Linked DNA regions of Mus musculus: regions 2, 3 and 4 are each linked to region 1. A link is a loop called in an ENCODE intact Hi-C map of the cell type or tissue named here. Cell type or tissue: heart. All regions are shown on one strand. Region 1 has its middle 8.8 kb from the start of Gm30726. Region 2 holds the start of Gm52253 (a long non-coding RNA gene). Region 3 has its middle 13 kb from the start of Gm52253. Region 4 overlaps Gm30507 (a long non-coding RNA gene).

What was found. Hi-C counts contacts between places; a loop is a spot of excess contacts. Peaks named below come from ENCODE experiments on the same cell type or tissue, not always from the same donor. Only the 100,000 strongest peaks of a DNase experiment are listed, where the experiment ranks them.
Region 2: it touches region 1 in a loop (2.4-fold over the local background); 4 of 42 quality-filtered maps call a loop at or near these places.
Region 3: a loop joins it to region 1, with 2.2 times the contacts of the local background. A loop is called at or near these places in 5 of 42 quality-filtered maps.
Region 4: it touches region 1 in a loop (2.0-fold over the local background); 3 of 42 quality-filtered maps call a loop at or near these places.

Annotation. Positions count from the first base shown.
Region 1 is chr16:76,535,970-76,543,969 of GRCm38, forward strand. No RefSeq gene overlaps it. Among named protein-coding and RNA genes, the nearest start is that of Gm30726, 8.8 kb to the right of the region's middle. In heart, no CTCF peak of the experiment used is centred here; a DNase peak (open chromatin) is centred at 3,922; H3K27ac peaks cover 995 bases.
Region 2 is chr16:76,429,394-76,437,393 of GRCm38, forward strand. It overlaps Gm52253 (a long non-coding RNA gene), which reads left to right and starts at 3,418. Exons shown (of 3, transcript XR_003951937.1): 1 at 3,418-3,617; 2 at 3,859-4,040. In heart, no CTCF peak of the experiment used is centred here; a DNase peak (open chromatin) is centred at 3,118.
Region 3 is chr16:76,441,533-76,449,532 of GRCm38, forward strand. No RefSeq gene overlaps it. Among named protein-coding and RNA genes, the nearest start is that of Gm52253, 13 kb to the left of the region's middle. In heart, a CTCF peak has its summit at 3,354; a DNase peak (open chromatin) is centred at 3,319.
Region 4 is chr16:76,198,785-76,206,784 of GRCm38, forward strand. All of the region lies in intron 2 of Gm30507 (a long non-coding RNA gene), which reads right to left. Among named protein-coding and RNA genes, the nearest start is that of Gm30507, 47 kb to the right of the region's middle. In heart, CTCF peaks have their summits at 1,720 (motif pointing left) and 3,593; no DNase peak of the experiment used is centred here.

The DNA of each region.
Region 1 (8,000 bases):
AGAGGCAGAGGCAGAGGCAGAGGCAGAGGCAGAGGCAGAGGCAGAGGCAGAGGCAGAGGCAGAGGCAGAGGCAGAGGCAGAGGCAGAGGCAGAGGCAGAGGCAGAGGCAGAGGCAGAGGCAGAGGCAGAGGCAGAGGCAGAGGCAGAGGCAGAGGCAGAGGCAGAGGCAGAGGCAGAGGCAGAGGCAGAGGCAGAGTGTTATCTCTATGGATTTGAGGCCAGGCAAATCTACATAGTGAGACTCAACCATATATGTGTGTGTATGTATGTGTGTGTGTGTGTGTGTGTGTGTGTTTGTGTGTGTATGTATGTATGTATATGTGTATGTGTGACTATGTATATGTATATATATATATGTACACACATGTGTACACACATGTATGTATGCATATATGTATAAATGTATATATATATGTATAAATGTATATATGTGTACATACATATATAAATGTACACATGTGTGTATATATAAATAAATCAAAATAGACTTGTTCTATGGGATGAATATCATTCTTAGTATTCCTCAGACAAAAGTCTTCAAAAATAATAGTGAACCCCAAAACTATAAAACTAAATGCATCAAGAGGAGGCTGTCAATTTTAGCCACAACTTCATACAATTTGATGTTAACTGGTTTTGGACAACAAGGTAGGGAGTCTTTATCACTTTCCAGCCATTTCTGCATGGGAGATGTAGTTCCCTGGAGCAAATGGCACACTCTTAGAGAACCCTGTCATAAGAAAAAGGGAAGAGAACAAACCAAACCAGAACAAAATCTCCCACTCTTGTTCTTGGTACCCAGAAACAGACTCTGAGTCTTGCCTCCTCTGGTATCCAGCTTTGAGAACTTGACTACAGTTAGTCTCTTAAGTGAGGTCTCAGTTTCATCATCTTTGAAATGGAGCAGTATTTACCACATTCACTTTTCCTGTGGTCACGAGGAGTAAGAGAAATAATGGAATAAAGAGCTTCTGAAGTTGTAAGGACGCCAAACCTTGCAGAAGTGCTAAACGCCACTCTTTTAGAATGAATTTCCTTGTCTATTGCCCCTGGTCCTGAGTTAGGATCTGAAAATGCACAGGTTTATCCCCCACAGAAACAAAGATAGCTACAACATTTTTGACGTTAATATTTTAACAAATCCTTTGGTCACCAGAGGAGCCATTTTATCCAGCTTGAAAGACCTATCTTGCCATCAGTCTATGTGAGTATTAATCTATTCTGATCAGCATAAAGAGTTGACCTCTCTCTCACTCTATAGAACCCAAAGCTTCATTTATAGCAAATCTATAATGTAAGAATTCCGCTCCGTAAAGTTCTAGTTAGTGACCCGTGGTCCTTCTGACCCTGGGAACTCTGTTCCAAGACTCTTAAATGTGTTGACATGCTTGTTCAGACAGGCTTTCCAATGTCCACACTGTAGACACTGTTTAGGTTGAAACTGTGCTGGTGAAATGCCACTTGCTTACAACCAACCAGTCTTTTTTTTTTTTCAGTTTTTTTATTAGATATTTTCTTCATTTACATTTCAAATGCTATTCCAAAAGTCCCCCATATCCTTCCCCTGCCCTGCTCTCCTACCCACCCACTCCCACTTCCTGGCCCTGGCATTCCCCTATACTGGGGCATATAAAGTTTGCAAGACCAAGGGGCCTCTCTTCCCAATGATGGCTGACTAGGCCATCTTCTGCTTCATATGCAGCTAGTCTTATAACTTTCCCCTGTGCAACTCAAGCATTTATTGAGGGTTAAGCCCATCATATTGGAGGGGGATCTCAAAATCTAAAGAGAAGTTTGGGTTATATTTTTTCAAGGAAAAAAAGAAAAGGAAATAGGTTTTATTTGCTTTTTATTCTTTAGCAAAGTTGCAAAGTTATACTCTGGAATCCAGGTTGGCCTGAAATTTAGTGTGTAGTTCCAAAGTGCTGGGATAATAAGTTTAAGACACCACACCCTTCCCGAGATCATTGTGAACCCTCAGGTATATCCAGGCAACTAACCAGTGAAAATTATATTTGTCTCTAAGACTGTAGAAATAGACAAAAAGTTGTGTGCGCGCGCGCATGTGTGTGTGTGTTTAACTTAACATTCGTTACCATAGCAATTTCTGAGACTTCCTCATTTATTTCAGGTCATAGGTAGCAGGAACTCATTTTTGTAGAGTACCGCATAAATATGTCTCGCTCTGGTGGAATGCACACTTCTTCGCTCCACAAAGTGGCTTTGATTTATGGCGAAACGTTTGATAAAGATCTTCTCCTTTTGGGAAAGTGTGGGTGGTGGTGCTGTAGAACCAAAGGACAAGCAGATAAGTCACACGAAGCAGTGGGTCCCTCTTGGCTGCCCCAGTTCAGCCCGGTGAGACATGGCACAGTTTGTCTTTATATTTGCCTATGGGGAATTCTACAGATCTTTGTAAAGAGGAGTGTTTTAGGGGCAACATGAACATCTGATGCCATCTAAGAAGCAGAATCTCTATACAAATTTAGACTTCACTAAAATAACCAGGTTTCTTGTGGTCTGATTTACGGGCTTTTAAAAAATCAACCCGGGACATGTAGTTTATTAGTGTGCTTGACAGAACAGAATCTTAGCAGGTAGTGACATGGGCACGTGGCATGTGTTTTGAAAACCCAGTCTACTTTAGGATTCAGACTCTGAAGATATTTGTTCAGAGGCCTTTGCGTCTTCAAGTACAAGGTACCTGAGCCAGAAACAGCCAAATCGGGCTGATGTACAGTTGTTAGGTAGACTTTTCGTGTTTATCAGTTGTGATAAAAAATACAGGGGCCATGTCCTTCAAGTAATTTTGACCTTCAATCCCCCCTCAGCTCCTTGTCGGGTTTATAACTGGGTTGTGTTCCTTCAGACCAAACAGTGGGTATAATGTTCAATTTAACAGAGTTGGGAGCAAGATGCTTATCTCTTCTGCATTTCCAACCACGCATGCTCGTTCCAAGAACAAAGTACAGAATGTTTTACAGTATTGGATCACACAAACCTTTTCGTCTTGTTTGCTTCCTTAGCCTACCATAAAATGCGACCTTCTTGCCTTTTAGTCCACAAAGTAACAATGGAACTGGTACCAGCACCTTGATAGAATAATGTGTCTTTGAGTTAAAGCTGATAATAATGCCCGCTATGTGCTTGAGCCAACTACCTCTTTTTGTAACATGTAAGAGTCTTCAGGATTTGACTTCTCTCAATTGTTATAGGAGTTGTTTATAAATTTCCAGTCTATGATTGTTAAGGTTCATTATACAAATCAATTGTCTACATGGCTAAGGGATGCAGTTAAGAATTCGGATGCCTATTCTCAGTTTATGAATAACATCATTCTTTTACGAACAGTACTTTTCGACACATGGGGGTTGATTGAAGTGATTGTTCAGGTTTCAGGTTTTGAAATGAATAAGAATGGCTGTGTAACAACACACCAAAAATGGCAGGAAATAGCCTCTTAACCTATCTGTGGCACATCATACATGACTTCTTGGTTGGCAATCAGAGTAGTAATATGTAAACAATTCAAGGAACGGGAACTACCAAAATCAGAAAGGTAAACAGAAGCGGTAGACTAGAACTCCATAGGTGTATGCGAAGGGCCGACGGAACTCTAACATAAGTCACATTTTACTAAATCTGTAAGGACAGATGTCATAGCAGTTGCTGGAAATCTTTCTGTGGTTTCCAGGATGCCAGGATGTGTTTGCATCCATTTTTTCCCCCCAAGCACCTACAGTATTGTGCAATCTCTCGTCAGCAATGACTAACTTCTATCTATTAGGCTGCGTCTTGAGGCTGACTCAGGTCCAGTTCTCCTGAAAGGGTTTCAACGGAGAGGCATGTGGAAATCATATGCAAAGAGGTTTCTCCAGGCAGGACAGAGCAGAGCCTCAGGAAGGTCACAAAGGTCAAGCTGATTACCTCCCCCAGCTCTGGCAAGCTCAGGGCTCAGCTGGGTTACCCAAGTTCACAAGGAGCTATTGACATTCAGCAGCTCGGCTCTCTCTCTCATTACCAGATCAGCAGGGAACTGTCTGGGCCTCCGGTTAACTCTTCGGTGTCCTGGTTCAAGATTTCTGCAAGGCCTGAGCCAGAAACCGGTAGCTCAGTCTCTTCATGATTGCTGTTCAAGAAGTGACCCTTTACATCACTGTCTGACTCAGTTTTCTAGGTGGAAACAGTCCACATCATCGTTTCAAAGGCGCTAGATAAAACACGAGTAAATACATTTGTTTCATGTTTATTCATGCTGCTGTCTAAGTTTATTTCTAAAATGAAAGTCCAGGGAAATATTTAATCTTCCCACTAATAAAACAACAACAACAACAACAACAACAAACAGGTCCTACTTAGTCCTGAATAAATTAAGTCACTTTTGTTGTTGTGTTTGTTTGTTTGTTTGTTTGTTTTTCTATCCTCTTCTTTTTAAAAAATAGCAGTCTTGCCATTCCTTGTCATTTAGAGGTGTGTGTTTGCTCGTTAGCTAAGTTCGTTAGCTAGACAGGAAGTCCAGGCTCAGGGAGGAACAGTATCCAGTGTGAGGTCACAGACACAGGTATTTGTGCAGTAAGCCTGTTGCTTCAGGCTTCCCTTTCCTGCTGACATATTAGGATCTTCTAGAAGTGACTTAACCTGTCTGCCTCCATAACAGTTTTTTTTTTTTTTTTTTTTTTTTTTTTTTGTAAATTGAGAATAATATTTGATGAGTCCACAAAGCTCGTCGCTATGGTAGCGACCCGAGGGCTGACTCACTGTTAAATCTCAGAGACACTATAGTTTAACTGTAATTGCAAGTCTGCCCCTGTTTAGTATTCAACTGACCCCAGAGTACAAATTAGGCCTAATCCTCTCTTCTCTTATGCTTTGACAAACGAGGGCGTGAACTGTTCACAAGTTAGGCCAACTTCTCTTTAGCTCCTGTGTGTGTGTGTATTCATGTATCATTTTATATTTAATATATTAAAGTGTTAAGTATTAAAGTATAATATAACATTTAAGGGCTGAGGACTTGTGCGACAAAGCCTTACCCTTAAAGGAACTTAAGTGTTTTTCCAGAAGATAAGGGAGTTATGAGTAATATGGTCAATTCTGAAAATCCAAATGTTTAATTCAGAGCCCTCTTGGACTTTGGAGTTGTTACCCACTTTAATTTCCAGCTCTGTTCAGTGACTAAGCTAACTGCCAAAAGCAAAGACGACTCATAAAGACTCTCTCTTGTGACTTTGATCACAAAGGCAAACAGAAAGCCTCTGATCTACCTGGTTGGACAAACCGGCCATTCTCCTTATTAGGTCTTCAGATCAGTGCCAGTGGAATGCATTGGGGAATGCTAGCTTAGCATCGTCTTAGCAATGTTTAGCTCTGTCTGACCATGTTTCCTCCGTCCCAATTTTAATCCCTTCCTCTTTCCTAACTTCCACCTCTGGGATTTTTTAAATTGAGTTTGCTGACACTAACTTCTCTCCCCAAACACTCCATTTTGACTTCCTTTGTGCTGGGGATGGATTGGTCATTTGCTCAGGTAGCAGGCTCCCAGTCTCTGAGTCATCTTTGATTTTTTTTTTTCCCTTTGTTATGACATGCACACTTTTCTTTATATATCTCATCCACTCTGTGTTCAGCCTGGGCCTCATTTCCCTGTATTATCTTTTTCTTAAAATTGATCTATTTAAGCTCTCTCTCTCTCTCTCTCTCTCCCTCTCTCTCTCTCTCTCTCTCTCTCTCTCATTTCTCCATGATACTCTCAGAGATCACTGGCTAAAATTTGAACTAAAGAGGGTTACATTTTCACAGCAATATTCTGGCTCTAACATTCACATGGCATCCTTCTGACTATGCTATTTTACTGTTTTCTAGAACCTTTCTAAGTTGTTCCTCCTCCTCCTCCTCCTCCCCTCCCCTCCCCCTCTCCCCTTCTTCTCCATGTACTCTACATATTCTCTGTGTGGATGCCCCTGAATATATGTGTTTGCTTGTCTACAGTTAGTATTCTATAATTCTTCAAGAATGGGTTCATAGGTACCTGTAGCTGCCACAGATTCATTTTATAAATAACCTGTCATGGGATTTGTAATTTTTAAGAATGACTTTTCTTAGGGCACCAGCATCTATCAGCAGCACCATAGCTGCCTGTGTTACTTCTAAGTCCTAGAAAGAGAGAGGAGACTGTTTTGTGGAGGCTGGATCCTCTCTGCTGTGTAGCGCTAGACTTTAGGACAATAGATCATTATTTATTACAGCTATATAAATGAAATAGTATCAAGGCTATCACTTCTATTTTGAAATATTTCATAAGATATCAAAATTTAGTGATATTCACCCCCCCATCATCTGCCCTGCTCAAATTCTCTGAAAAAGAATGAGAGAAATGAAAACTGAAAAAAGTTATGGACTTTTTAGTAGAAGACTACTAAATGAAGATTACAATTTAAGTGGCAGTTAATAACATCAAGAGTGAAAATCCCATTGGATTGTAAACAGAATGAAAAAAATCAAACAGTGAAATCAAATTATTCTCATTAGGATTTTAATTAATAAGTTTCAGGAACAAAGATCTCCTCAGGAATATTGACGATGATGTCCAAGCAGGACTACTTAAATGGTCAGCTCTGTCCAGGAGGCCAAGAGAAGAACACAGAATGAAAAAGTAGTTTCTGGAAAGCAAAGATATCTTAGTGTCCTATTAATGTAACACAGTTACAAAATTAAATATTAGAAAATCAAATCCCAAGGAACAAATGAGTGACACATCTTTAGATACAAAAAGATTTGTTCGTGTGCCTTATTGTGTGGCTGTTTTAAGAGAGATTCACTTCATGGGAGGGAGGGCTTGCCTGGCCTTTGTAGGATACCAATCCAGGGTTGAAATAAAAACTTACCAAGACAGATCAGGAGAAGAGCTAAACAAATGTGTGTGGTCAAGTGTACAGGTATCACAGGAGACTACAGAAATGACATCACAATGAGTCGAGGAAAACTGACACTATATTTTCTGCTATTGTGTTCAGTGAGGAAGAAACTTCTGCCTATATAGAAGACAAAAGAGTATGCTCTAAAGCCATCCTTTGCTAACAGCAAGCCCCACCCAACCCTGTCAGACCTGGCCTCACTGTACTGTCTTCCTTCCTCCCAGGTGAAGAAGAGGGTCCCTTCTAAGGAGGGTCTTGTGACCTACTACCACATAAGGTAGGCCAAAGACTTGCTTATGGTCACCTTCCACAGAAAGGCCAGAAGAGGTTCGAATCATAGTTCTAGGTTTATGGGTATCTTTAGGGAAAAAGCAAGCTAGTTAGTTGATAGCCTCTGGCTTAGGGTGCGGGAAACGGGGAGTCTAGATTGCATGGCTTGCAGAAAAAAGGAGCTTGGGAGGAAGAACTGGGGAAGGGTCAGATTTGCATCTGAGCACCCTTCCTTCCATTTGAAGTATTCTGGATGCACTGTACTCGGGGAGGTCTTATTTGGAACCCAAACAATGTGGTGGAGAATCTTTCTTATAACAATCTTAAAATTTAGTATATAACATATTAGATATCATAATTTTTTATTAGTTACTTTATTAATTTACATTTCAAATGTTATTCCCCTTCCCGATTTCCACTCCAAAAACCCCTATCCCATCTCCCCTCCCCTGCTTCTAGGAGGGTGCTCCCCCACCCACCCACTCCTGCCTCACTACCCTAGCATTCTCTTATGATGGGTCATCAAGCCTCCACAGGACCAAGGGCCTCCCCTCCCATTGATGCCAAATAAGGCCATCCTTTGCTACATATACAACTGGAGCCATGGACCGGCACATGTGCAGTCTTTGGTTGATGGTTTAGGCCCTGGAAGCTCTGAAGGGTCTGGTTGGTTGATATTGGATTTTTCTCCTATGGGGTTGCAATCCCCTTCAACTCCTCAGTCCTACCCCTAACTCCTCCATTGAGGTCCCTGTGCTCAGTCTGATCATTGGCTGAGAGCATTCACATCTGTATCGGTTAGGCTATGGCAGAGCC
Region 2 (8,000 bases), 110 kb before region 1:
AAGCATTGATGATAAGCACAGTATGGTTAAAGGACACAAATTACCCTTGGAATCATAATGCAGGTACATGCAATGGATGTAAGAATAATGTGATTCAAACTAATTTAGGACTTTGCCAAGCAGGAAGGGAAAGTCCTCTGGGCATTCAAGAGGAACATTTAGACAAGGCAAAGCCAGAAGGGGAACTTGTGTTTAGCAGGAAGCTGTTGCTCATTTATATTTTATCAAAGGCCTAAAATGTTGGGGGCAGGAGTCTGACTGTAGTAGCACAAATAGGAATTTGGAATACAAGTGTTTCAGAAGTAAAATAATCAACTCGGAGGGGTCAAAGCATCAACAAAGTGAAAAGGCCTTCTCTTTAGGATGAAAACTAGCCACAGAGGCTTCTGTTTTAGCTCATTGTGAGGCTTCTTGTGATTCACCACTCTTCATGCTAGTCAAATGAATCTGTTCCAATTACACAGCTTGCCATGAAAAGTCATGAGACATCACATTTTACTAAACGGGAAATACTATTGATCTAGCGAGAATCATTGAAGAATGGAAGGGGTCCATTTTTTGATTATACACACCCTCTAGCAAAGCTCAATAAATATACTGGTCAGAGGGGGAAGAGCCCATTGATTTTCGAGGTTTCAGATATCAGTGTAGTTTCACATATGTATCTAATAATGTTTAGCTGACTTATAATGTTTTAATTGTCTCTATCCCCACAGAACAGTGCTAAAAGGTTTGAGATTGAGTGTAATAAATAACAGTTCTTGCTTTTAGAAGTTTATAATCAGAAATACAAAAAAAACAGGACCACAGATATAATGGCATTGGAATATAAGCAATTTCAGTTTATTGAAATTTGGGAAAGCTGTGCTTACTTTGCAAGGATAAAATAAAATATTTCTCTGGAGTAAGACTTTAGTCCTAGAAGAATGTATTAAGAAATTTTAAAATAAAATACACTGGAAGTTAATTTGCTTGTCTGCTTATCCATCCGTCCATCTATTTAACGGGACATGTAAAGAGAAGGATCGCTAGAGGAGCTGTGTTAGCAGACACATCACTGTAATATATTCAGAGACTTGACCAAGACAGGAGGAAGGACATTTCTGTGCTGGTTTGAATGAGAATGGCTCTGTGGGCTCACTTGAATGCTTGTTCTGAATTTGCTGAACTGTTTAGAAAGAATTAGGAGGCGTAGCTTTGTTGGAGGTGTTTTACTAAGGTAGCTTTTGAGATTTCAAAAGCCCATACCATCCCAGTTAGCGCGCTCTCTCTCTCTCTCCTCTCTTCTCTCTCTCCCCTCTCTCCTCTCTCTCTCCTCTCTCTTTTTCTCTCCCTCCCTCCCTCCTTCCCTCCCTCCCTCCCTCCTACATGTGGACCAGCAGTAGACCTTTAGCTCTAGCTCTAGCACCATGCCTTCCTGTCTGCTACCATGCTCCGCACCATGATAGGCATGGGCTTTCCTAACCCTCTGAACCTGTAATCTGCTACCAATTAAATGTTTTCTTTTATAAATTGTCCGGCTCATCCTGTCTCTTCACAGCGATAGAAAGTAACTAAGACAGCAAGGCATCTAAAAATAATGAGGATCTAAGATGATTTATACAGAAAAATTTAAAAATGGCCTCGAGGAAGTGTTAGCATACAGTAAGTAATAAATGGGAAAGATAACTTTGGGCCAGCGTGATGGAGCAACTGTAATCCCAGCAGTTGAGGCTCAAGTGAAAGGATAGGAGGATGATAAGCCAGCCTGGGCTACGTGGTGAAAACCTGTTCATGACCCCATGGACACACATGACCCCACGGACACACAGGGATGGGAAGATCATCAACAAACTGAGTAATTATGGTGATGACATACTGTGACCTGGAATTCTCTGGAGATTCATAGCCAAATGGAATCAGGAGATGAGGGGTTTCGTATAAACCTTTAGACAGAATTAAATGTATTGAATTACATTTCTATTTTTTCACTGAAATAATAGATTGCTATGCCTTTGATTGTATCACCTCTGGGATTATATGCCTTGGTAATTAAAATGACAAAAGTAATCAGATAATAGAATAGCTAGTTCACACGTAGGATGACCTTAATGATCAAATTGAAGAACAATACACAAAAATCCATTTGTTCGTGGGGCCGTCACTCAACACATATTAATTGGCCACACTGTAATGTATCTGGGCAAGTACTTACAATACAAAATGTCGATTGAACATAGAGTGCTTTTTACAATTTATCCTGCACAAATACCGTAAAAACCTACTGGAAGTGTTAAAAACGAAGACAAATCCCATTCGGAAAATGTCATGACTGAAAAAGCAGATTTAATTGGGAACTGGAAAAAGAAATTGAAAAACAACCAAGTAAGTGAGGAGTTTTATTCAGGGCCATTGTTATTTATCAGTGTTGTTTATTCATGCATGGATGTTGTTGGATGTGGGGAAAGTTGAAGGAAAGACAAACACTTTCTGTTTAATATAAATGGAGGGGGTGGGTGTAAAACAGAGCTTAGTCCCTGGAGTGTTTGTAGGTCATGCTTGAAGCCCTGAGATCTGTCCATAGCACTGAGTAGACTGGACATGGTCGCTCACGCGTAGAATCCCAGAAATCAGAAGGATTGGAAGTTCAAGGCCATCTTCTGATGCATGGTAAGTTCTAAGCCAGGCTGGAACAATGACAACCTGTGCAGAACAAAACAAAACCAAGAAATAGTATGATGGATGGGTCCTGTGTCTTGAATTCCAGCCAGGCAAATAGACAGGACTGAAGTAAATACAGTAATTGATCTATTAAGTATGTGTGTAGAGTCAACAGACATCTTTGAGCATTCCCTATTTTACAACCACTGTCTAGGCACCGGGATTCTAATACAATAAACATATAGTGACCTGTGCTACCTGTGAGGCAGCCACAGATGAAACACGCGGACAGCAAAACAACTAGGAGCAAGCCCTTGGGAGGCGGGCGGGGGTGATACAGGCAGAGGGGTGTCTAAATCAGATGGAGTGAGATGCCGGCTAAATGAGGAAAGAGGCTCAGAAGCCAAGAAGGGAGAGTTGTGTAATTGGTTATCAGCAGTGTCAAATTCTGTACGTAGGTCAGGGAGCATCAGGATGGAGCCTTGCCATTTGGTTTTGGCAGTGAGCATGTTACTGGAGACCTTGGCAGGGCTAGCTTCTGGGAAGTGGCGTGGGTAGGAGCCTCGCTGGATCTGGTTCAGGAGTGTTTTCACGGAGGAACTGAATGCCTCTGGTGCACTCTAGGAGTTGGGAGAGGAAGGGGAGGGAAGCAGTTGTTAGAGGGTGTGTGCATTTGTTGAGGCTCCGGCTAAGTGAGACTCTGTAGGCACCACAATAGTGGATCCCTCCCTGCCCCTGCCGGGTTCTACAATTTTGTGAAAAAACTTAGCTTTCCTTAGCAATAAGGAACTCCCATTTCCATAGGCCATCTCTTTTGTTGAGCCTGTTTGTTCTCTGCTACCTGGCTGTGTGAGTCACTGGAACACTGACCCTGCACTGAAGTCAGCAGATTCTATTTGGAGAGTCTTGGTGATCGTGGGGGAAAGTTGATGAAAATGTTGACAAAAACATTTACTCTCCCTGGTCCCTGAACACCTGTGAGTACTCGGTTTTTTTGTTTTTTTGTTTTTTTCCCATCAACTGATTGTTAGCCTCAGAGCAGGCAAATGCTCTGAGCAAAGTACAGGGAAGTTTCGCCTTCAGGAGCTAAATGTTCACGACACAGGAAGGAGTTATAATACTTTCTATTTTGGTTTTCTCTCATCTGAAAAGACTTATAAAGAGAAAAGTGGCTCTGCAAATGCCAGCCTCAATTAAAATGCTAAATACAAATTGCAGCTTTCCCACCGCTGCCAGAGGGAATGCGTCCAACATGACCAGCCACCTGTTTCCCTTTATACGAGCACAAGATGGGCGGCCACTTCCAGCGTACTCCTCACTGACACCAAATAGCAGCGTGACGATGAATCAAAAGTCATCGGCGGTAGAGATCTACTTACCAAGAAACGACACTCAGCAAGGTCATCTCTGGGAGAGGGCATTTTAGCCGTTAAAGTGGACCAAGGCATGGGGGCGGAGGGGGAGTTTCCCAGGCTTAAAGAAAGCATGGGAGTTTACGTGTTAGGGTTATTAACGTCGACGTTTCCAGCCCGATCAAACATGTATGCCAAACTGGCTGAGGATGTTGGAGCAGAGAGCAATGGCTCGTGGTCTGTGATGACTTAGCTAGACACAGCGAAGGTCGAGGTCGCAGAACCAGAAACTTAAGAATCAGTTATGTAACAGGTTAAAGTTGCAGTCGGCAAGAGAGGCAGTGTGACCTGGGTTCTAATGATAGCTGCATCTTTTTTTTTTTTGTTTTTTGTTTTTTTTTTTTTAACCTATGAGACAAAGTCAGAAAACTTATGTTCTAAGCGGCAATCTCCTAGCCTGTAAAATGCAAATAACGCAAGTGCCGAGTTCAGTGGTATTTTAAGGATGAAATGATGGAAGATATGTCTTAACTCAGAACCAGACAGTGAAACCTTTTATAGATGCTTCATAAGTAATGGCTAAAATTTCCTAGACTTAAGCATCCTCCGTTCCTTATTGATCAGAAAAACACAAAACAAAATAAAACCATTATCATTCAGCTAAAAATATGACAGGAAGCACATCGTGGCACATGCTTATAATCCCAGAATTTGGAAGGCTGAAGCAGGAGGATTTAAGAGAAAGTCATTTTTGCACGCCTTTAATCCCAGCACTCCGGAGGCAGAAGTAGGTGGATTTCTGAGTTCGAGGCCAGCCTGGTCTACAAAGTGAGCTCCAGGACAGCCAGAGCTATACAGAGAAACCCTGTCTCGAAAAACCAAGAGAAAGAGAGAGAGAGAGAGAGAGAGAGAGAGAGAGAGAGAGAGTGAGAACAAGCCATCTTGAGCTACACTACACAGTGAGTGAGACCCTGTGTCAAAAATCAAACAGATAAGAGATGTGCATGACAGAGGGTATGAAAAATAAATATAATAAACAGCTTGTTGTGAAAATCTTACCTTTTTTCATTTATATTTTATTTATTCTGAGTGTAGAGCTGGAGGACACATTTGTCATAGACAGCATGCGTGTAGAGGTCAGGAGACAACTTCGTGGAGTTGGTTTCCTCCTACTCCCGGCCTCTGGAGATTAAACCCAACTTGCCAAGCTTGCGACTTTACCTTCTGAGCCACCTCGATAAGACAACCTAGTGTGACCTTTTTTTTAAAAACAATGCTGATACTCCTAAGAGAAAGATAGAGAGAGCATCATAAAACTCAATTTAAATCTGAAGAGATTGAAGCAAGAACATTTTAATTGGCAACTAGAAGCCAGAAAGATAATCCTAATGTTATAAAAGTTTTACTCACTTCTAAAATTTAATACGATTCTGATTTTATTAACACGAAATAAAATTGTGTCTATTAAATGTAAAATTAGCTTTATTATATGTATAAAGAGTCTTGGTGTTCTTGTATAAATGAATAGCAATGAAATATTCCCAAGTATCTGCTATGGGATGTATTCGTAACATTTATATAATACCCAGTGCCCTCTCCACCTTCCAGATGTTCTCCGAATAACTTGGAGGCCTGAACACTTCACTGCATTACAGCTTTAATGGCTCCTAGCTTCTCGTTTGTTCTGGAAGCCCTCAGGCCATAGCTCCTGTCAAAAAGACCACAACCACTCTTACCAATTCTTAGGCCCCACAGCTAATGGCAGTCTAACCCAGATCCCCTTTTCTTTAAAGTCCTCTCTACTTCTTCCATTTTTTTCCATTTTTTTAGGGGAAACTTATCAGTTTGAGATATACCATTGATTCTTCAACTAGAACGGAGAAAGAGAAGTCTGAGTATTCTAAGAATAAATAATGTCCTAAGGAACAAAAGGGAAGCCGCTGATGCCCTTCAAATCCCAAAACCCTTGTAGCCTTCAGGAGAACGAGAAAGGCAGCCTGTTAGCCCTCAACTCGGCTTCTTGTGGGAAATGTAGACTTCTGTGCTTTTCCAGTTACAAGCTGTTTTACTCAGGTGGGAAAGAAGATAGCACAGGCCCGGCAATGTGGAGAACCTGCCACCCACTCTAGTAGGTTCACTGGCAATCCCTCTCAAAGGCTTTGATTAGTATCATTAACAGAATTTGAGCATGCCCTCCAGGGCTTTGCTGCTTAGTGCTTCGGCCATTTGTCTTCAAATGCTCTCTGACTGCAAATAGTCTCTACTGGAGTGAAGAGCCCATCCTGAAGACTTGATCCTCTTTTTCTTGCATCCCCTAGTCTAGCACAGGTCCCCTTTTCTTTAAAGTCCTGGAGTCCAGAAGAGGAGAAGACAGAAGAAGGGACTGGGACTTTGTGCTTTTTCCTTTCTTTCTTTCTTTCTTTCTTTCTTTCTTTCTTTCTTTCTTTCTTTCTTTCTTTCTTTCTTTCTTTCCATCGTCAACCTGTAAACCCCTTGTCGTTTTCCTTTAGTACAATGGAGGTAATTATAGACACCACTTTGCAAAGTGCTTTGATATCCTCAGATGAAGGGAGCCGAGAAAGGGCAGAGGATAATTATTATTAGCAGCTCAGTGGTGCCCAGGTTTTTCCATATGTGCCTTCCTCCAGGGAAGCGGAGTCCGTCAAAATAAAATCAGTGTTGAGAAGAGAGGCACGATAGAAAGTGACTTCAAAAATATGGGCCAGATGAAACATAAGCGTGAAATGAACATTTAAAGTGATGGCCTGCCTCTGCAAAACGTCCTGCCGTCTTACCACGATGGTGCTCATCAGCTCTTAGAAGCTGGCTTGCTAATAATGGCTTCTTGCATTGGTAGCAATCTTTCCCCAGTAACTGTACGAAACTTTTGTGACATCCAATGGTACTACAATGCCCAGATGTCACTAGTATTATATTTAGATGTCATAACTGAAGGCCAGTTTGCCACACATCGTGCAAAGGTGAGAATTAGCATCCAACATTCCGTTTCCAACACAAAAGAAAGAAATCGGACGATCTGTCAGCTCATAGTAACTATCACACTCTGATTAGAATCTGGTCAGCTAAAGGATGCAGGTGACATCTTTCATATCTTTTTTACTTTCAGTTTTGTTCTTACCGTGCAGCAAGAAGTAAACAATAATTATGGGAGAAGGGTCTCCTAGTCATGAGAATGCTGCTAAGAGAATAAAGATATGGGAAGGCAAAGACAGTGTAACACGTAGTATCCAGCTAGCTTGTACTCTACTTGGGAAGATAACACACACACACACACACACACACACACACACACACACCAATTTGTGGAGAAATTATTATTTAATAATATTATTAGATATTCTCTTCCATAATTGCAGCAATGGAATGCAATATTTTCAAAAAGACATTCTCCAAGCACTCATGAGGTTTCAAGCACTTGAAAGAGACACATACTTACTGTGGTATATTTTCTCTTTGACCCCAGAGTTTAGGTGGATCAAAGGCAGGCACAGCACTTTGTTTTGTCTGGTATTTCATTTAGCGCTTCACAGTGTCCTAGACACAAAGGAAGGGCTTAACATCATTTGTTGAATGACATACTGATCTAATAATTTTAAAATGTAGACAATTAAGTATATCACAAGGACAATATGCATAATAAAATTGCTGAGTGTGTTTCCTCTGATAATTAAAATCCATTAGCGGAAAATAATTAGGGAATAAGCATTGTAATCCTGATAGTCTTAGTGCCCCAGTAGCCTTTAGAAACCAGTTAACAACCGAAAAGTTTCTTTAGACATATTTTTTTTCAAATTCTCCAAAACCATATGAACAGCACCAAGTCTTTCTTCAATAAATAGATGGTATTAAAAAAGTAAAGAAAATCAAAGAGCATGCACTAGGACCCAGTTGTCAGGTCCCTCTTTGTCATCTTCACAGACTCCTCACCATTTGCTGGAGCCCCCTCAGAAACTCCAGGGAAAGAGGAAATGAAGGATCCCTTTCTAG
Region 3 (8,000 bases), 94 kb before region 1:
CCATGTAACAGTTAACACTACAGAATAGCATTTTTAAAAGAATATGATATACATTCTAATTTTTCCCAAGGCTGCAATTAAAATATGGAAAATATACTTTTCTTTCCTTTTAACAGTTCAGAAATGCTTTTTGATGAGCATGAAAGTGTTCCTTTCTTGTGTTTTCCTCCTAACTACGAACTGGAGTAAAATCAATCAGTGGAATGCTCTAGGAGCTGGCCCTCTATATAAATAACCAGAGCCTTGTATTTGGTCCAATGTCCTGATTTACATAGTACATGCAAGATTATAAATTATACTAATCGTAAAAAGTGATGCCTACCTAAACACAGTTTAAGAGAGGGCCTAGAAATAGTTTTGTTTGTGCAATAGGCATGAGGAGGGGAGTTCAAAGCCAATGACTCAGAAAGTCTTGAGTGTAGCTCAGTGCTCACCCACCTGCTCAGAGATTAGCCATCCTTCTTCCCTGAACTTCACTGGCTGGAGCCCCACCCAGGAGACACACCCAGCTCTGCCTCTGGGAGCTGCCCTAGCCAGCTCTCTCCCCCCCCCCCCCCCCCGTCCCCCAGCTGTCAAGAAACTCCTTTGTTCCTCTCTATGTGGATCAATTTGTCTTGCCATTTCCGGTGTTTCTCAGAGGTTACTTCAATAGATTATTTTTAGGAGCATGTTGGAAGCTGCTGGTAGTTATTACGTTATCTGCAAAGCACAGAGTACAACTCAAAGGTGAAGCATGCCCACTGGTGTCAATCTAGTTTCTAATCTACGCAACCAAATTTCTATTAATCATCAGGGCTATTTCCTTTTTTTCATAACATGTTGAGCTTTCTTACTGTTAATCTGCATACCCTTTCCTACAGATCTGATTGTGGGGGAGGGTTATTTGCTGGACAGGATTAGTAATTTTCAGACTTCTTTGAAATAGGAAGATACATCTTAAAAAAATACTGTATAGCTAAAATAAACCTCCAAATAAAGTAATCTGGATGACTAAGGGATTCCAATAAATTGAACAAAAAGTTTAAGATAGGAACCTCACCAGAGTGTTTTCAGGAAAGAATCAGATCTGACTGAAGATGGGGAATTTGTCTTTTGCAAACAGCGTGGTAGCCATTTAGCATAACTTACAAATGAGAAAAAATGCTAGATGCCTTTGGGAACCCTCAAAATCAAGACACTTCTGTTTCACCATCACTGATCTAGGAACAAAACAGGGCAATGGACTGAGTCAACCCTTCAGTGAACAAATATTATTTACCACCTACTCCTCTGTGCAAGCAGAGAGGAGCATGCTCTCTGAGAGGAACATCAAACCAACCTATTGCCCTATGCCCACACAGAAGCAGCTGCAATTAGGAAACAGAACACCTATCTAGAATGTAATAGCTCAATAGAATGAAAGATGACATCATACAGTGAGTTTTGGTTCTGGGTCCAGCTTCTCAGGAAAAAACGTTAATCTCTTTTTGATTCAATGTCTTTTTATTTTATTTTTTGCAAGAATTAAAAGCCCACTTAAGTAAACTCTCTACTTTTCTTTTGATATGAAGCCCCCCCCCCCCCACACACACACAATGTAACACTTTCTATGAGCAAGGTCCCCCATAGCTTAGGGACTGGAACACTTGGTGCCTGATTGGTGACACTGTTTAGGGACGTTTAGGAGGTACAGTCTCATTGAGGAAGCATGACCCTGCAGATGAGCTTGAAGATTTTCTAGCCTCCCCTTTCTAGTAGTTCTCTCTTCCTCCGTGTCATGTTTATGATGGAGGGTGTGATTTTCCTGCCTCCATGCCAGTCTGCCACCATGCTCCCCTGCCATGATGAAATCTTACCTATCTAGAACTGGAAGGAAATTGAACTCCTCCTTCCATGTAGTTAGTGTCTTTCTCATGATTAGCAGACATGTATCTAACATGACCACGAGCAACTTTTTCATTTGACCTACCAGAGAATACTAGATTGCAGATCATAAATACTAAAATTCTGCAGTTCTTAAAACTAAGTAATTAGATTAAGAAATTGGATCATTTGTGTACTATTGACCAAAGGAGGTCAGAAACTCCAAAACCAAAATATATTTTGCCTCCTTTGCCAGTATTAGTTATCGGAGGAAATTCTGTTGAACTGTGAGTGACAGATAGCATCTGTCATTGCTTCTGGGGAATCAGAGCCGAGCTTCTGCCTGGCAGTGTCTATTTCACTACTGTGATTCTCTTATGCTGTTCCTCCTTACCTCTCAAACAGAAAGTAGTGGGTGAAAGAATGACTTACACTAGACAGCAACGCCAGCAACACACAAAACAAAAAACTTGTAAATAACCACCCCGCAAATATCTGCAGATAATCACAAAATATAGATGGTGAATATATTCCAAAATGAAAAAAGGTTGTGTAACCATGATGAAGGTCATCATCCCAAGTGAGGAGATTCTTGTGTTTTATCTGGATGGTCCAACTATAATCACCAGGGTCCCCATGTGTTATGGAGGCAGGCCTTGCAAGGAAGGAGACAAAGGCACACAGTGTATGTGGCTCTAGAAGCTGAAGGTAGATTCTCTTTGTAATAGATATAAAAGGGAAAGTCTTTAAACTTCCAAGAAGGCCTTCAGACCTTCACCAGATTCCTTTCATAATAAAGATATCTCTCTCTCTCTCTCAAGTCAACTCCACAGAAAGAGGAACATTGTCTATCAAGATATCTCCACATATAGCATTTAGAATTCTGTTTGTCCTGCAACAACAGTTGTTGAGTGGATGATTTAGACATTTAGTAATGGTGGAGTGGGTCTCTATCTTACCCCAATGGTCTGAGACATGAAAAAGAGGTTACAGCATGTGTGGGATCATACAGTCATTACAAAAGCTCTTGTCTTGTCTGTTCCTGAAGCCACAACAGAATATCTGACACTGGTAAGACTAGTAATTCACCAACATACATTTATATTTTTATAAAGATGGAGGCCAAAATCAAAGGCGGAATTTGGTGAGGCCATTCTAGCAGATTAAGGATTACAAGTTGTAGAATCACATGTATGTTGTGGGAAATATTAAAAAATAATGGCAAAGGGCCAAAAAAAATTAGAATAGGTGGGTAGGGAAGTGGGGGGGGGGATGGTATGGGGGACTTTTGGGATAGCACTGGAAATGTCATTGAGGAAAATACGTAACAAAAAAAACAAAACAAAACAAAAAAGAATGGCAAGTTCCCAAACTGTATCCAGAACTCACCCAGCAACTCTCAGCCTCTGTGGACTTACCAGCCAGTTCTTATCTTGTGGAGACTCTGACTCAGAGCTCCAAAATCTCTCCACCCAGCTCACTAAGTTCCTACTGGTGGGTCGTTACCACAACAGCCCAGTGCTTCAAAACTCCCATGGCCTTTGTAGTGCACATGTGGCAAACTCATGCTTTGCCACCATATCTGCTGTGTAAAGGCAAACATCACACAAACTTAGTTCAGAAACTATGGTAACTCAGTCGTTGGGTACAACAACTAGAAGTCTAATCTTGTAAGCCATATTAAATTTAAATCCTCCAGTGGCAAATCCTGATGAATTCACCATATAAGCCAGTAGACACTAGTAGCTACATCTTGTCCCCTCCTATCCAAGTCCAAAAAGCCCCTAACTCTCTCCTGCTTCCTCTCTTCCTCAGTCCAGCCCAGAAGTCCTGCCTACTCACTCAGAAATTGGTCCCTTTATTCATTTGGGGAAGGTCCACAAGAAGTTGGCCTAAGTATGTGACTCATTCCTCAGTCCAGACAAGCCCTCCTGGGAAAGTGAAATTAACATCAAAATACAAACATTACCAGGGCCATCCACAGCACAAATAGGATCAGCAAGAGAGAACCAACTGCGTATGTCTTAAGGTAACCCACTGACTGTTGTTAGTCTGTCCATCTCTGAGTGAACTAATCCATTCTGAGGTAGAACCTTCATGAACTAATCACTTCTGAAAGTTCCCCTCTATTTCCACCTTTTAATATCTCACAGAGAGACTCAATGTCAGCATGAGTTTTGCTTGGAATATTTAGCAGACTTTGGCCCCAATATTTCCATCCAATTTGATCACCTTTCACTGTCTCTGCCTGTCTCACAGAGGAAACCCAAAAATTCTAAAAGTGATCTGTATATCCCCCAAAATGGAACTGTAGGATAAGAACAGTGTCGAACATACATAAAGGTCTTTCGGTTCTTAAGAACTGTATTCTATAGATGTGGAAATGTTAGCATTTCCTCCCATTGCAAATCCCATGTCTTTTTATCTGTGTGATTACTATAGAACATTTTCCACTCTAACAAAATTCCACTGCAGCAAAAGCAAGAGTACACTTTCTTCTCCCTTGAAATTTGTTAAAATGGCATTTCTCTTGTGTTGCATTTCAGTAGACCTGTGCAAAAAAAATCTCCTCCCAAGATAGCAAGCAACACACAGCTGTAGCCCTGGGAAGAATAATGCTGTGCTTGGAATCTCAGATTCTTTTAAATCTACCAAAGATGGAAAAGAGATTAAGAGTTAAGACTGGAAGTCTGCCTTTAATGTGCTCTCTTATGTGCTAGGCATTACAGTTAATATGTCCCCCCAGATTTTGATGACCTACTTTGCTTGGCTTACAAATGTGCCTGTACACATTAAGGACAGTGGTTCAGCAAGGATTGTGATTTTCCTTGCTTCCAAGGGTTGACCTCACACTTGAATGTAATTGTGCTGTTTTGTGTATGAGGAGCAAGGAACAATGGCCAGGGGATGCTTAGGCAAAAGGAGAGAGACGAGTAGCTTCGTCCTTATGTAATCACCAGTATTACCAAAATCACAAGAGAGAACCTCAGTGTTTTGAAAGAATTCTCACTCTGCCAACCATTCTGTGTGTGTGCATTCAATTGCTATATATTGGTCAATTTTTTTTTCTCTTTGGCTATTTAAAATGTAATCTTAAGACCTTTGATTTTTATTATTAGCTTTTAGTTTTTTCTTAAACAGATTTAGAAATGTCCTCTATTGGGCAAATGGGCAGACAATTCTTATAGACGGGTCTCATTTGGCCTCCCCCACCAAGCAGTTTTCTTAGTTGTTGGGATGCTTTGTAACAAGGACACATCTGGTATGTTTGGTGGTAGATTCCACTCTTTTCTATTCTCTTGGTCTAGTTACTTTACATGCATAGCTTTGCCTAGCTTCTAGGTCCCTGATTGCTAGAGCTTGTTATAGCCTGTGCGGGGCTCCTGTGAGACTCCTGAGACAGCTGTGAGTCTAGGCATTTCCACAGAACAGTGGTGCAAGGCTATTTACTCCAGTCCACTTCTGGAGTAGACTATGATGAGTAAATCCAGTCTCTTCATTTCTCATTCCCAGGCAGAACCTATTTTCCCCTGATATCTGCACTAAAATTAAACACTGGAGAAACAATTTGCAAACCTAAAATCCATAGGACAATTAGATTTATTTGAACCTAGCCTTCTTCTTTTTCTTCTAGAAAGTACTTGGAGTTATATGATGTAGATACAGAAATCCATAATAAACAATTTTTATTAAAAGTATCAAAGGTGTTAATCATTTTGGAAATGCCTTGGCATCCTGGTAACATGTATATACCAGGCACTAGGCATATAGGGAACTGCTCTTTTTCCGGAACTTGCTGGAAATACAGTTTCAAAGGAGATAGATGTTTCATTTTCAAAGCCTTTGAAGTGGTAGTCAGACAGAAGACTTCACAAAGGGAAGGGGGGGGGGTCCTGAGGGTTTTTGGAACAGTGATGAGCAAGTCGTTTCTAGGGTGAGTCTAGCTGAGGAGAGAGCTCACAAGAGTGGGGATCTCTATAGAAGTGCAGACTCGGAGGGAAAGCTAGGGAGCACATTGGAGCAGGTGTTGCAGCCTGCCTGGGAACTACCAAACACAGCAGGGGTTGATGGGGACTGATCTACAGCAGGAAAGAGAAGAGGAAAGGCTCAACCAGGAGCAAGACCCATATACCTATAAATCCCAATTCCCTTTCTTGGGAAACCAGTTACTTTCCCTGCTTCCTAGTTTATCCAGGTAAACTCACTCGCCAGCTCAAAGTTCAGGAAATGTTGGGTTTTACATCCTGAGACAAGCTGGGTGTAGGCCATCATCACTTCTGGCTTTACTTTTGCCAAGGCCTGCCAGCTGTTGGTCCCCAACAGAAGCTAGGGGTGGCTTTAAAGGAAGCAAATACAATCACACCACACCTGCTCCCTCCGACAAGACTCCAGCGGTTCCCTCTTAGTTTTCAGAGAAAGCCCTACCCGGTGTACACACTTCTATTCAGCAACACTTCTAGGTCCTGTGTGGTCTGGCTACCCCAGGGTTTCTCAGTCTTGACTCTACTGACATTTTTACCCTGATCATTCATTTGTAAAGGAGGATTTTTTTTTCCTGCATTCCAGGGTAGCTAGCAGCATTTCTGGCCTACCAACTAGATGCCAGGAAACCTCCACACACACACCCCCAGCCACCCCTCCCCCCATGGCCCCAGTCATGACAACTGAAAATATCACCCAGGATTTCCAAGCATCTGCCTTCTCATAGAGAGATGTTGCGCCGTCTTGACTCTGTACCCCTTCCCCATCATTCCTAGCCACCCCACCATTTTCCCATTCTCTAGGCCTCTCTGCCTTCCTTCTGTCACTTCAAGTCCATTCCTCTTCCATTCTCCTGTTCACTTCTTTCGTACTGCACCACACAGAACTCTGGACTTCCTAGTTTCCCTTCTTCCCTCAAAGTGAGCGAATCCTTTTCTTGTTCAGGTTCTTTGACTCCCCCCCTTGACAATCTTCCATGTATCCACAATACCCACTTTTGGCAGAGGGCTTGTCTTTATAGCAACATTATTATAGACATCTGCTCCCTTTTACGTGAAAAGTTTCTTCTGTATAGGAATCTTGTTTAAGGAGCTTATTGACATTTCAGGTCCTATCCCAGGGTGTGATATAGAGAATTTACATGGAAAAGACAATGTATGTACTAAATGTCAGGATTTTCTTCAAAAGATGTGACAGACAGAGAAGCCCTAAAGATACCCACTTGGATAGATGGTGTCATGATATAGATTCATTTCTGTGTGTCTTAATAAGGCTACCATAAGTGCTTTGTGCCTTATACTGTACTGTAGAGCAATACATTATTTTCAGAAGGACTCTCAAGTCACACAAGGTTAGGTAGATTGTTTAAGGTCACACATCTAGTAAGTGGCAGAGTGAGAACTTGTACCCTTAAACTTGAATTTTGGGACCCATCTTACAAATCCCTTCACAGTAGGAAGTTAGGTTCTTGGTGCTTCCTGAAACTATATGATTAGGGCTTGTTTAAAGAAGATCTGTGGTCCTTTGAGACCTGGTGTCAGCCTGGGGTTTTTCAAGAGCAGGGACAAGGAAATGACCCAGGAGCAGACGAGTGACTGACAGCAGACAGATGTTTCTCAGTGTCATTTGGAAGGTGGAAGTTCTGCATGGGTAGTCGGGCCCAGACAGAGATAAGAATGTTTCAGATATCTTCCTTGTAGAACTCAACGATTCATTGCTTCCTGTCAATCAAAAGCAGGGTGGTGGTGGTGGTGGTGGTGGTGGTGGTGGTGGTGGTGGTGGTGTGTGTGTGTTTGTACATACAAGAGCCAACATCTTCTTTTTTATTTGAGACAAGATCTCTCACTGGCTTGGTACTCATGTACTAGGCTAGATTGACTGCCTTCAAGCCCCAAGGACTTTTGTGTCTCTACCAAGCTAACACTAAATTGCATATATATGCTTCCAGATATGGTTGTTTTTGCATGTATTCTGAGGGTTAAGCTCTGGTCCTTCTCATGCTTACAAAGACAGCTCTTTACCAACTCAACTATTTTCCTAGAACTCCAAAAGGTCTTTAAATGTCTCTTTCTAAACACTATTTTTTTAAATTCTTCTGAGCATTTCATACAATGTATGACTGTAGACTTTAGAAACAGATGAATCAACTAGAGAGAGAAAGTGAGAATGGGAAAAAT
Region 4 (8,000 bases), 340 kb before region 1:
GACTCAAGAACTCAGCCTTGCATAGCAAGTGCTGACTAAGCCAGCCACCTCCTCAGCTCCCTGCCTACTGTCTCTCCTACCGGTGTCCTCTTGCTGTGTATATTCAGAGTGCAGGGTATGAAGGGGTCTTTCTGTGGCCTCTGTCACCATGTCACTGACCACATTGATCCGGGCTCTTTCTTAGTTTCCTCATCTCTTAACAAAGGCCCCACTTTCTAAAACATCCCCCTGGGGGTGTGGAACCCAGCACATGAGTTCAGATCACTTGAATTCTGAATTGTACTTTACAGCAAGGCCCTGTGTACCATCCGTCCCAATCTGGGCTTCCACTGTCAGCATATGAAGAAGCCACAGGCTCATTCCCTGGTCTTAGTAACCCCTGTCCCAGTGCCGTGTGGCACAGTTTGGTAAGCGTGACCCCTAGGCCAGCTGTTCTCAACTGTCTGCCTTATTTCAACAATCAAAGTTTCATTTTCTTCAAGTTAAAACAAAATTCTAAAAGGATTTTGTACCTTGAACATTGAACTGAGAATTCCTGACTTTTGAATTACTTGGAACATCTAAGCTAATTTTAGAAACATGGCTGGATGTCTCTGTCAAGACTTAATTCTTATTTGAAAAATCAGATGAGGTCAGCTTTCACTTCTCTTGGGATTTCGCTCAGTTAACACAAAATGTCTTTACCTTTTATTTACTCTCTGTGAATAGCTCTGCCTCACTTTTAAAATGTGCCTATGTTTAGAAAATAGATATAGAGAAGGAAAAAAAATGGGAAGTGAATTTTTTTGAATGTAGATAGTTTGGTGCTGTGTAGCAGAATCAATGAGAATTTGTTTCTAGATGGCTTCACCAGTGTGGACACCCGTCACATACTTCCAAATTGCTGAGAAAATACATTCTTTTAAAATGGCTCATTAAAAGCAGACATAGTCACTCGTGCCTAATATCTTAGTATTCAGTAGATGGAGATAGGAGGATCATGGATTCAAGGCCAACCTGGGCTACACAGCAAAACCTGAGCTACCCTGACTCAAAGCAATAAGAGTAACACAAACGAATAAAATAAGTAAATAAGAATGTCGTATAAGGCTGGGCGTGGTGGCGCACACCTTTAATCCCAGCATTTGGGAGGCAGAGGCAGGCGGATTTCTGAGTTCGAGGCCAGCCTGGTCTACAAAGTGAGTTCCAGGACAGCCAGGGCTACACAGAGAAACCCTGTCTTGCAAAACCAAAAAACAAAAACAAACAAAAGAATGTCGTATAAGACTGCCTTGTCCGGCGCTCCTTTACTCCTTCCAGTCCTGGCTCCAGAGTGCTCCCTGCAAATCCACGAGGAAGATGAAGCCATTTTCTCTAGAACTATCACATCACCCGTATAACTAAAATGTGCTTTTCGTTTTGCTCTGAACCCCCTTTCAGTTTATCTCTACTAGGGAGCAATCATTCCATTCCTCCCCAGGAAGCTCTCAGAGGTGGAGTGTAAGGTGAGGACTGAAGACCTGCGATAACTCAGTCCAGCACGTGGGCCACACCTACCAGGTCTTGGAAAATAAGATTGGAGAGGGAAAAGGAAGACAGGAGTTAGCAGAAGGGAACTTGACTGTTGTCCAAGCACAGGGGCTCAGCTTCCCCACTCAGTTCCTTTCTTAGGAAAAAAGTCATTTCAGTTTCCTACACTGGAAGGTGGATGAAGTCTAAAAAGCCCCCTGCTGGCCACTCCTATTTCCACCCTATCAGTGCCTTTAAAATATAAGGCATACAAATTCCCTTACTTTAGCCATATTTATAACATAGTTTAACTTTCCATAACTAACTGGGATTTCTTCTACTTTCTCTTTTATTTAATTAAATCGACTATACCAATGCAAACTGCTAAAGACATGTCCCTGACTTGACTGTCTTTGATCTTTTTAAAAAAATAAAATAAAATCAATTGTTTAAAAAAAAAAATACATGTTTCTGGTGAAGTAGAATCTAAAATTATGTAACTAATGGATTGGTTTGTTATTTTTATCCTAAAGTGAAGAGAAATGTTGTTGTTTTTTTTTTTTTTTTACTATCTAAAGAACATGAAAAAAATTTAAATTAAGTAATAAATCAGTTTTGTCCAAAATTATTTAGACTAATGATTCCCTGTCTTAGTCTAGGAAACTGGCAATAATTATGCATAACAAACAAAAGCCTTGGCTGACTTTGTTCCATGCTCTAAGTTTACTCTACGAGGTCAGTGTGCAGACTTCTCTAGAAAAGAGAATTTCCTGGGGCAGACTGACCCAGGTTGTACAGGAATGTAAATAAAAATGATTGAGGATTCCTTTCTTTGCATAGAACAAATATTTCATGACTTTGTATATTATAATCCTCTTTCTCGTGTCTAACAAAGACATCATAGCATCAGCCAAATACTTAAAGCCTACTATTAAGATAAAAGCATTACTCCAATTTGTCATCACTTCTATTTAATTATATTTGTAAAAGAAGTGTGATTAATGGCACAGAAAGCAGATGCTTTGTAAGAGTGACAGCCATGTCACTGTGAACACAAAACGTTCCTCTGAAATGGACTCCAGGGTCTTCTGCCTAGCAAACTTGGGCAAGCGTGGACGTGCAAGAGAGAGCTGCCACAGTAATGTTTTAGTATTGCCATAGCTTTGGATGAGATTCTCTTCCACGTGAACAAGTCTTTCCTCATTCCTGACATCACTAACCTTTAGCAAGTCTATGGTTCCTCCATTCCACAGCCTTTGTAAAAACAGGAATGAATCTGCTACATGGTGTTCTGTACGTGAGCTTAAGAACGTTACTTACTGTATTCCAGAACACATTACTCCTTCAGGCTAGGGATACACCTGCATGACGGAACATCTCCTACCATGTGTGCATTCCTGTGATTGCTTCCTAACACCACAAAGGGCACAAAAAAAAAAAAAAAAAAAGGCAAAACCTTAAGCTCTCAGAGTCAGCATTATGAACGCAAGCCAGGACACGCTAAACTTTTCCTGAGGCAGAGTCCAGTCGAAAACTTTATGACAATCTTCCTGGATTGAGCTTTGCCTAAGATCTTCCCGTTGGTCATGAGACAGTCAGGGGACTAAAAGTGTGTCACTTGATTAAGTTTTTCAGGCTGATAACAAGAAGGTAAGCAACTATGTTATCCAGGAGGTTCCAAAGTCCCATGTCCATTCTGGGTCAACTACAATAATTCCCCTTCCTACGTCCAGACACTGCCTGTCACCTAAAGCCCATTAGGGGGCAATTTCCTAAAGCTGAACCCGAAGAGATTATGGGCTGCCCAGCTCAACCGAAGAAGCCAGCTAGTGTGAGTCACCAGAAAGTTCCTATAACCTAAGAACTTCTCTTACAGAAAATGCTACTTCCCAGGCTATCAAAAGAATCATCTTTCCCCTCAGGGCAAGGCTGGCTCTGCACACACAAATAGAGAGCATTTTCTTCGGCCTCCAGTTCAGATGGAGAAGAGTGATTTCTGTGTTGTTTATGTTCACTTGCTCTTTCAACCTAAGTTCAAAGGTTTGACTGCACCTCAGCACTTCAAACCCTTGGGCGGTGATCGCAACGTTCCATTGCATAGACACTCCTGAGGGGGGCAACATTGAACCTGTCAAGGATGGTTTCCCCTGCTTCTGGGCTCTAATGCTTCTCTCTCTACCAGTAGAGCTTTCAGCAGGAAAGACTCATTGATTTAGAAAGAAAAATGCTCCAGGTTCAAAGTTGAGCCAAGCAGTCCTTCCGTCCCACCAACAAATGCTAAGTACATATTCACTCGTGTTTGCTTTCTCAAGAGAGATTAGGAAAAGGAAATAGGAACACATTTGTATAGAATTTTCCTGAATCAAAAGTTATTATTGAAACCCAATACTATCCTGAAGCAAACAACCTTCTATACACAGTTTTAATATCAATTAGTTAATTGAAAATACTAATTGCCTATAAAAACATTCCATTTTCACTGAAAAACATCCACAACACATAAAGTATATTTAAATATACGATACACTAGGAAACAAAACAACCTGGAAGCACTGCTAATTACTTTGTCTTGCCAAGTTTGAACAAAGGGGATTCAATTTTGTTTCTTTAGTTCTGGGAACTGAACCCAGGGTCCTGTGCATGAGAAACAGAGAGTCAGAAACTCCAAATGTTGAACAAACTTTGACTTCCTCATAGAAAAATGAACCAGTGATTTCTCTAGACTCTGAGGGAAAAGCAGTCTTTTCAGATTATAAACTGTGAATGCCCTTCTCTTTCTAGACCACTGTGTTATGACAAATTGGCTACGTTTTATAACTGAGCAATGTTTTGACTCTTGGGGAATACTATAAAGTATGGAAAAACATGTGAGTATACATGTACTCTCATATAACCCAATAAGCTTACGTCAGTATAAGTGTTTTTGAACTGACTGTAATAGTCTAAGAGTTTGTGTTGACAGGAAGCACATAACCAAACACATGATTATGTTAGTAACCATATAAATATAAACTTTAGTGAACTAGAGCATTTCATTCTATATTACTTCACTAAGAAAATGTACTTGCTGCCTTAAGACTCCTTCACTGTACACTGATGAGCAGCTAGGATTCTCAAAGACTCTCAAATCCTCAGCGTTCTGTTGACTTCGGATTATGCACTTCTCTTGTTCACAGGGACCCTTATCCACTTGACACTCACTAAGCCACTGCTGTGAACTTTGCTTTGAGTTTGATCTCAGTGCTCTCCAAAGCCACTAATCATTTCTTCAATGTAAAACACAGTGAGTGCTTGGACATCACATATTTAATATTTTTGAATGATATTGCTACTTTCCTTAAAAATTTGCATTAAAATCCAACTCCTGGGGCCCCAGAAATATGACCTTACTTGGAAGTAGAGTCATTGCAGATGTAATTTGTAATAGGATGAGGTCATACTAGAGTAGGCTGACCCTTCCGCCAATATTTCTGGTACTCTTATCCATAAATGTGTCTCTGATGTTAGAGACACAATGTGACAGTACAGACAGATTGTTGTGCACTCCCAAACCAAGGCAACCAAAAATTTCTGGAGAACCATAAGAGAATCAGGAAAGGCAACAAAGAGTTACCCTACAGATTGTAGAGGTGGCCTGTAGCTTCCAACAACTCCAAAGAACCTCGAGACAATAGAGCACTATAGTTTTCAGAAGCCTGGCTTAGAGTAGTTCACCATGGAAGTCTACTGCATACCTTAAGACCACTAAGCCCTGCACTGTATTTTTTTCAAACAACCATACTACAGTCTCAACAAGATTCTTCCCAGTTCCTAATATGCTGAGGTTCCTTGAGACACCGAAAAAACCTCACACTCTATGACCATGTATATGTTAGGGCTTGTCAAGTTCATAACCATAGTTTGCCTACATCAACCAATGAACTATATGACTATATAGCAGAGCAAGCTCAATCATACACAAAGGGCATATCCACTCTGAGTTAATATACATCCTTCCATTTATTTCCCCAAAAGTAAAGCAAAAATAGTTCTACAGTAAGTCTTCCCATGTCCTCTAGTTTTCCAGTATTTTTTGAAGAAAGACATATATGCGTGTGGACCCTTGACATAAAGATGAACAAGAGATCTTAAAAATGCTGAGGCAGTCACCATGCTTTTCCCTTCCTCTTCCTCTATTCTTCATGAGTGGTGACATATCTGATGGTTTCTACAAGCCACAGTTGCTTCTCAGTAAGCCCCAGTATGGGATCCATTTCATTTTGGCTGAAAGTAAAATATTCTACCTGTAATGTATAATAGAAACATTGAACATTTATGGAACCAAAAATAAGTTTAAGAAACAATACCCATATAAAATTAGAACACGGTGGGGATTTTTTTTTGAAAGAATGGAATTGAAGTTCTAAATGAATAGATGTATGTAATGCCTTAGTATAGGACGCTATATACATGTGATACCTCTCAAAATTATTTCATGTATTTAAATCCTACTCCAGTAAAAAAAGTAATATTTAGCATTGAAAAATAAAATATGTTGGAATAAAGCTATTCAATGAGACAAAAGATTCCTACGATGAAAACCTTAAGATACTGAAGAATTAGAGAAGACATTGGAGTCAAGCTGTGGTGTCACACACCTTTAATCTCAGCACTTGGTAGAGGAACGCAAATCTCTGAATATGAGGCCAGCTTGGTCTATAGAGAGAATTCCAGGAAAAGTCAGGACTAACTGAGAAACCCTATCTTGAAAAACCAAGACAAAGAAGAAGAGGAGGAAAAGCAGGAGGAGGAGGGGGAGGAGGGGAGGAGGAGGAGGGGGACGGGGGAGGAAGGAAGGAAAGAAGGAAGGAAGGAAGGAAGGAAGGAAGGAAGGAAGGAAGGAAGGAAGGAAGGAAGGAAGGAAGGGAGAGAGAGACAGAAAGAAGGAAACAAAGAAAGAGAGAGGGAGGGAGGGAGGGAGGGAGGGAGGAAGAAAGGAAGGGAGGGAGGAAGAAAGAAAGAGAGGGAGGGAGGAAGGGAGGGAGGGAGGGAGGGAGGGAGGGAGGGAAGGGAGGGAAGGAAGACAGACAGACAGACAGAGATATAGACATTGGAAGATGGAAAGACCTCCTGTGTTCTTGGGTTGGAAGAAGAAATATTGTGAAACTGACTTTCATACTAAAAGCAATCTATAGGTCCCATGCTATTCCAATCAAAATCCCACCATCATTCCTCAAAAAAATGTGGAAAAGCAATATTATGTATGTGGAAGCATAAACAATCCTGGGTCATCAACCCAAACCTAAACAAGAAGTAAACTGCTAGAGAAGTCACCATACCTGACTTCAGGTTGTACCTCAGAGCCTCAATATCAAAATCAGCATGGTGCTGGCACATGGAGAAACATACAGATAAATGGACCACTGGATACAGATAGAAGTCTACACAACTACAACCACCCAAACGTTGGTGAAGATGCCAAAAAACATGCATAGAGAAAAGGCAGCATCTTCAACAAACAGTGCTTGGAAAACTGAATATTACGTACAGAAGTATGAAATCAAATTTTTATCTCTTATTCTGCACAAAACACACATAAAATGGATTAAATACCTCAGTGTAAGATCTGAAATTCTGAAACTGCCAGAGGAAATCATAGGAATTATACTTTGACATACAGACTCAGTAAGGACTTCCTGGGCAGGACTCTAGTTGTACAGTAAATAAAGCCAACAACTGATGGAGGGGAGACCTCATGAAACTATGACCATTCTATATAACAAAGGAAAGTGACAATCAGTGAGTGAAGAGGCAGCCTCCAGAGAAGACTTTGCCAACTGTACATGTGTCTAAATATTAATTCAGAGAATTAGTGTCTGAAATACAGCCAACTAAAGGAAAAAAAGTTAAGCATTAAAACCATGAACAACTAAGCTGAAAAGCAGGCCATAGAATCAGAAAGCTCTCAAAAGAACCTCAAATGTCTAGGAATAGTTTTTTAAAGTATTGGCCATTTTTAACCACCAGATAAATGTAAGCTAAAAACTACTTTGATCTCTCTTCCTACTTAGTTATAATGGCTATCATTAAAGTAGCAAATTACAATAAATATAGAGAAACTTATATTCTGTCCATAGGAGGGTAAGCCATCCTTACAAACAGTTGGTCGGGGAAGTCATTCTGGAAACAAATATGGAGATTTCATGTACAACTGAAAACAGAAGTACCATGCCACTCTCATATATACTCAGAGGACTGCATCTCCTGCTACAGCAATGCTTCCATGGATGTGTTCATTGTTTTTCTAGTCACAATAACTAGAAAACAGAATCAATCCATATGCCATCAATGGACAAATGAGTAATTAGAATGGGGTACATGTGAACAGTAGAGTTTTATTCAGCTATAAAGAAAGGTGAAATTTAAAATTTTTTGCCAGAAAAGAATGGAAAAGAAAGGAAGAGAAAGGGAGAGGAAAGGAAAGAAAAAGAGAGGAGAGGAGAGGAGAGGAGAGGAGAGGAGAGGAGAGGAGA